Linked DNA regions of Homo sapiens: region 1 is linked to region 2. Evidence: chromatin loops called from intact Hi-C (ENCODE). Cell type or tissue: heart left ventricle. All regions are shown on one strand. Links, peaks and the distances in the headings refer to the core of each region. The heading gives the core; the rest is flanking DNA.

Region 1 (2,902 bases), core at 92-2,591, 120 kb after region 2:
TTACTTGTTCTAGGTGTTAGGGATAGGCTGCTAACAAAGGGTTGAATCACTTAGTCCAGTCCTGTCTTTGTACAGAAAAGGAAACCAAATCCTTTCCCAGGATGGGTGGTCCAGTAAGCATGGAGCCAGTGCTGCAGTCCCGTTCCCATCCTTGCAGTTCATTCCACCCTGGGTGTTCATGCATCACATAGCAGCCCTTGAGTTCTAAGTGATTTGGCTCTTGTGGGGCACTTTTAAGAAATTTTACGCCCGGCACAGTCGCTCACGCCTGTAATCCCAGCACTTTGGGAGGCCGAGGCGGGCGGATCACTTGAGGCCAGGAGTTCGAGACCAGCCTGGCCAACATGGGGAAACCCTGTCTCTACTGAAAATACAAAAATTAACCGGGTGTGGTGGCGGGCGCCTGTAATCCCAGCTACTCAGGGGGCCAAGGCAGGAGAATCCCTTGAGCCTGGGAGGCAGAAGTTACAGTGAGCCAAGATCGCGCCACTGCACTCAAGCTTGGATGCCTGAGCGAGACCCTGTCTCAAAAAAAAAAAAAGAAAGAAATTTTAAACACTGGTTTTCTAGAGGCAAGTAGTTAATAGATAATTCTCTAGTTATTCCATAATGGAAGACTGTTTGATTTCATGGCAACCCTGAGCAGTCATTTTATTCCTCAGCAGTCATGGATTTGGTGTTTGACCTGAACAAGGTCATGTTTGTTCTCTGTGCCCTGAGTTTTTCCTTTGGCGAAGCAGGGATAATGAATACTAGATCCGAACAGCAGCAGAGTGTGTCATGCGTCACACAGGGGCTCTTATCTCTCAGACCCTTTATGATACTTGCCAGTGTGTGAAGTACTTTCCATTGCTGAATTTCACCGACAATAGTAAGGTAGATGGAGCTTGGGTCATAGTTTGCATTTTGTAAGCATGAAGATGGACGTGGAGAGGTTGTGTGGCTCACTGAATGACGGACCCCGGGTCCAGATCCCTGTCTCCTGATCCTAATCCAGTGCTCCCGGCTGTACCACCCTGCCTATTCACAGTGGGCACACTGCAGGGTTGCGGGTGACCTTTCCTTACAGTCTGGGCATTCATTTCTGGCTGTGGAGGAACTTGTTGAGTAAGGGCAGTGCCACTTTGAGACAGTGGAGGAAGTGGCCCAGCCAGGAAGCCAGGCCACATCACCAGATGCCCAGTTGGAGAGAGCAGTGCTTTGGCCCTTCTCCCGGAAGACCCGTGGTAGGAGACTGGCCCAGGGTGGGGCTGACAGTGGGATCAGGGTGGGGCTGACAGTGGGATTTCCTTTCCTGTTCTTTATGGGATGGTGGGTATTTAAAAATGTCTCATGAAGCATTCTTTGGCGAGAGGCTGTGGTGTGCCAGAGTTCATGGCTTTAGCCTCTGAGTCTTTCCAAGTAGTGGCGTTGGTGGGTCTGCCCTCCGCAAGACATCTGTCGTGAGTGTGACTCTTCTTCAGATCAGCAACAGCAGTCGTTCCCTCCCCCGAACTCATTCTCAAGCCAGTCAGTAAGACTCTCTTCAAAGGGAGTTGTCCTGTAAGTCCTGGCAACCGAGTGGTGCAGTTTAGGAGTGCTGTTATGTGTTTTAAAATGGACAGCTGGCCGGGCGCAGTGGCTCACGCCTGTAATCCCAGCACTTTGGGAGGTCGAGGCGGGAGGATCACTTGAGGTCAGGAGTTCAAGACCAGCCTGGCAAACATAGTGAAACCCTGTCTCTACGAAAAATAAAATTAGCTGGGTGTGGTGGTGGGCACCTGTAGTCCCAGCTACTTGGGAGGCTGAGGCTGGAGAATTGCTTGAACCCAGGAGGCGGAGGTTGCAGTGAACCAGGATCAATTGCGCTCCAGCCTGGGCAACAAGAGTGAAACTTCGTCTCAAAAAAAAAAAAAAAAAAAAAAACAAAAACAAAACGCCAGATGTGGTGGCAGGCGCCTGTAATCCCAGCTGCTTGAGAGGCCAAGGTACAAGAATCGCCTGAACCTAGGAGGTGGAGGTTGCAGTGAGCCAAGATAGCGCCACTGCATTCCAGCCTGGGTAACAGAGCGAGACTCTTGTCTCCAAAAAAAAAAATAGACAGCTGTACCCTGTGAATGACCTGTGCATTTGTGCTTCTTCCTTGCCTGAGTTTTTCCCTCCTTCTGAAACACTGTTTCCTCTCTTCCTGATGACACACTGCCCACACTTCTCCAGATTCTACTTAGTCCTCTACAGGCTGTTTCTGATCACATCTCTCCCTTTCTAGACCACCCCAGGGAGTCTCTGGAAGCACTTTAGCTCCTGTTGGTCAGCAGCATGGGCTTGGCCCAGGAGCTTGTTAGAAGCACAGCATCTCTGGCCCTACCCAGGCCTGCTGGACCCAGATTCGCATTGTGCCAGGCTCCCCAGTTGCTTTGTGTGCACACAGGGAGTATCTGCCCCTGCATCGTGTGTTGTCCTTATCATGTTTTATTAGGGGTCACTACCTGGCTGTTTCGTCCTCTGCTTTACAGATCCGTCTTTTGTTTGGACCCCTTTGTAGCACCTGACGCATCCTTGGCATTGAGCAGGCACTACGGTATTTGAGATTGACTGACAGTCCCCATTTATTTGAAAACTTGTCGGATCATATAGGGAATTGCAGGAGAGATGTGGCATGCACGCTTATAAAAGTTTATGACAGAGGGCAAGAAAAAGTAAGAGAGGGCATAGTTAATACATTTGAATCCACCAGGTAAGGCACCGTTTGGGGAGGGGCACAGGTGTTGGAAGCAGCCCACCCTTAGCAAAGCAGTTCTCCCTGCTTTGTCGCTCACTGTGTGTGAACTTCCTGAACCTTAATTTAGTTGCCTGATTTCTACAGTGAGGTAACATTATACTCATAATGTTGCTCGGAAGATAAAATGAGATAATGCAGGTG
Region 2 (2,902 bases), core at 280-2,779:
GAGCTGAAAATAGAAGGCAAGCCTCCTAATAGCACCCTCGCATCTCACTGTGTACAGCTTTCCTGCTTTCAGATGTCCTCCTGAGAAAGGAGAGCCTGCTTGCTGGCCAGAGAAAAGCAGCCGACATTCTCTGGTGACTACAGCTCCCAGCAGACACCGAGAGGAGACAGGGCTGTGCCCCTAGTACCCATTCCAGATTCCCAAATATGGAGAAGCACTGGGTTTTGGAAGAGGAATGGAATGTTTACCCTTGAGAGACAGAGAGAGAGAGGATGAGGTAAGTTTGGAATATTTAACTCTGTCACCTAAATGCCTGCCTGGTCTTTGAAATACAGCAGCCAAAGTCATGATCTTTTAATACATCTTTCTAGAAGATCTCACTTTTTAAATCCAGCAGTTACTTCAGCAGAACACTGCTTTCTCCTAGGATTAGGTGTGTGATGATGGGACAGTTGTAGTTCCAGGAGGCCAGATACCCTTTTTCTGACGCTGAGCAGCTCAGAAAGTGATGGTGGGAAGGAAACCCAGGTGAAGATCTGCTCTGCTGCAAAAGGAGCAGACGTCCCCGAGGCTGTGCTGCTGGCAGGCTTGCCGAACCAAAGGACCAGCGGCCTGGGAGGACAAGGGTTACTCTTTGTCTGCCTGGGAGGCTGCTGAGCCCGCCTGGTGGGAAAGGCGTGAAAGAACTGTTCCCACTAGCTTGGTCTCCATTCTGTCAACAAATGTTGACAGAAGCACCTTTGCTGGAGGCACTAGGCTGGATGCTGAGGGGGATGTCTGACACAGAGCAGATCTCTGCCCTCAGGAGGCTTCCCCTCGGGGGAGGATGGAAAAGGAAAGATGGAGCAAGGAAGAAAGAGACAGACAACATAGGGCAGCGTGTGCTTACACCTTTCATTCAGTGTTTATTTACCCGTCGCCCACCATGTGCCAGGCGGGCACTGTTCTAAGCCACTTGGAATGCAATTGTGACTCTGCCAAAAGAAAAGGCTTCTGCCCTTACAGATCTCACTTCCTGGCAGCCCCTGATATCTGGGGGAAGAGTTCTTCAAGCAGAAGTCACAGCAGCAAGTGCGGGGCCTTGAGAGGGGTGTGAGGGTGGTGAGCATGCGAGCAGAAGGCCAATGTGGTGGGAGGAGAGTGGACAAGGGCAGGAGCAGGAGGTGGGAGAGCCAGGCTGGGGTCAAAGCACACAGGGCCTCATAAGGATCAGGAGGAGGGATTTCTTTCTAACTGTAGTGGAAACCAGTGAACTGTCCCCAATGAGGGGAGCAGACTCTAAAAGAGTCTGGAGAATGGTGCAAGGGTGTTGCTGAGCAGGGATGGACAGGAGGATGGATTCCGATCTAGAGAGAAGGTGCTGCCATCAAGAAGACCTTCAGAAGCTGGGTGTGGAGCCAGGCCAGCACATGGCCTGTCCAGACCATCCATCTGTCCAGAGACATGGTCACATGGGAAGCAGTGGATGGCGAGGCTGGAGAGGGGGGATCAGGAAGGTGTTTGTTTGTTTGTTTGTTTGTTTGTTTGTTTTTTGAGACAAGGTCTCACTCTATTACCCAGGCTGGAGTGCAGTGGCACCACCTAGGCTCACTACAACCTCCACCTCCCAGGTTCAAGCGATTCTTGTGCCTCAGCCTCTGAAGCAGTTTCACCATGGTGGCCAGGCTGGTCTCAAACTCCTGGGCTCAAGTGATCCACCTGCCTTGGCCTCCCTAAGTTCTGGGGATACAGGTGTAAGCCACTGCACCCAGCCTAAGTAGGAAGATTTTTGAGTCAGAAGGCTCTGAGCCTCAGGTTAACAGTAACAGGGAGACTTGGGTACATAGAGGCATTTTTCACAGACTTAGACGTCCATCTGAGAACCTGGTCTCCACCAAGAGGCCACCATTTTCCCCTAAGAGATTTGTTGCTTTGGAGGCTTCTGAGTGCCACATTGAAACCAAGGTGGCTGAGCTGCACAACTCCAGTGGCCCCGTGGACTTTGTATTGTATGTGAAAGGTGCCCCCAGTGCATAACGTAAACCACAGGGCAAGGCACCTGGTGGCACTGTGCGATGGCAGAGGCACCGTTTAGCATTTGGAGGATAAAGTGTCAAACCCACCAACAAGGACACACGGCACTTTAGTCACTCCCTTGACCCCTCGACCCAGCACAGCTGGCTGCAGAACAGGAAGAGGAAGGGGGATGAGAAGAACCGGGTGAGAGAGAGCTGAAAGGGAGAACGGAAAAGAGGGGTTAAAGGAGTAGGTAAGGGAAGGAGCACTTAATTTAGGTCATTCTTTTGCCTAGCAAAATGTGAGAGGGAAGTGAAAGATTGAGAAGAAGGGTAGCAAAAAGGGAGAAAATGATTGCGCAGGTGGCTGAGTTGCAAGTAGTTTTAGTAGAATTGTCCACAGCTGTGATCACTCTGGTGCAATGTGGCATGCATCACGTCCTGCCAGTCTGTGGAAATCAGGGCAGTAGCAAGGTGCCGAGACTGCAGTGTTGGGGATCTAAAGAAGACCCTGCCCCTGAGGAAGACAGTTGGCTTGGAGCCATCCAGTTCCTGGACATGCAGGATGAGCCGCTAGTCCACATTAAGCTCCCCACCAAGGGGTCTTATCCTCACTACTCCCTTTCTGTCTGAATTTGGGGAGACCATGGTACCACCCCAATAGATCAGAGCTGAATAAATTCAAAGCAAATGACAATCCCTGCCATGCTGCTGCTTCTCTCAAACCCCAGCAGCCAAACAGATAAAGGACTTTGTATGAAGAGGGAGCAGCAGACTGCTGTATGGGTGGCAGGGATGATGTGATGGGATTGGTGTGTTCTCTGCCCAGTCAGATCCATTTTCAATTCTCAATAATAGCAAGTAGCAATAAAATATTCTCTTAGACCATCACATCGAGGTTGCGTACT

Evidence for each region. A loop is a pair of places that touch in the nucleus more often than their neighbours do. Peaks named below come from ENCODE experiments on the same cell type or tissue, not always from the same donor. Only the 100,000 strongest peaks of a DNase experiment are listed, where the experiment ranks them.
Region 1: it touches region 2 in a loop (2.7-fold over the local background); 2 of 110 quality-filtered maps call a loop at or near these places.

Annotation. Positions count from the first base shown.
Region 1 is chr22:17,949,341-17,952,242 of GRCh38, reverse strand. The region is part of intron 1 of MICAL3 (microtubule associated monooxygenase, calponin and LIM domain containing 3); the gene reads left to right. Among named protein-coding and RNA genes, the nearest start is that of MIR648, 30 kb to the left of the region's middle. In heart left ventricle, for the core only: no CTCF peak of the experiment used is centred there; a DNase peak (open chromatin) is centred at 1,151; H3K27ac peaks cover 2,378 bases.
Region 2 is chr22:18,065,859-18,068,760 of GRCh38, reverse strand. All of the region lies in intron 1 of LOC105372853 (a long non-coding RNA gene), which reads right to left. Among named protein-coding and RNA genes, the nearest start is that of PEX26, 11 kb to the left of the region's middle. In heart left ventricle, for the core only: no CTCF peak of the experiment used is centred there; no DNase peak of the experiment used is centred there; H3K4me3 peaks cover 552 bases; H3K27ac peaks cover 1,084 bases.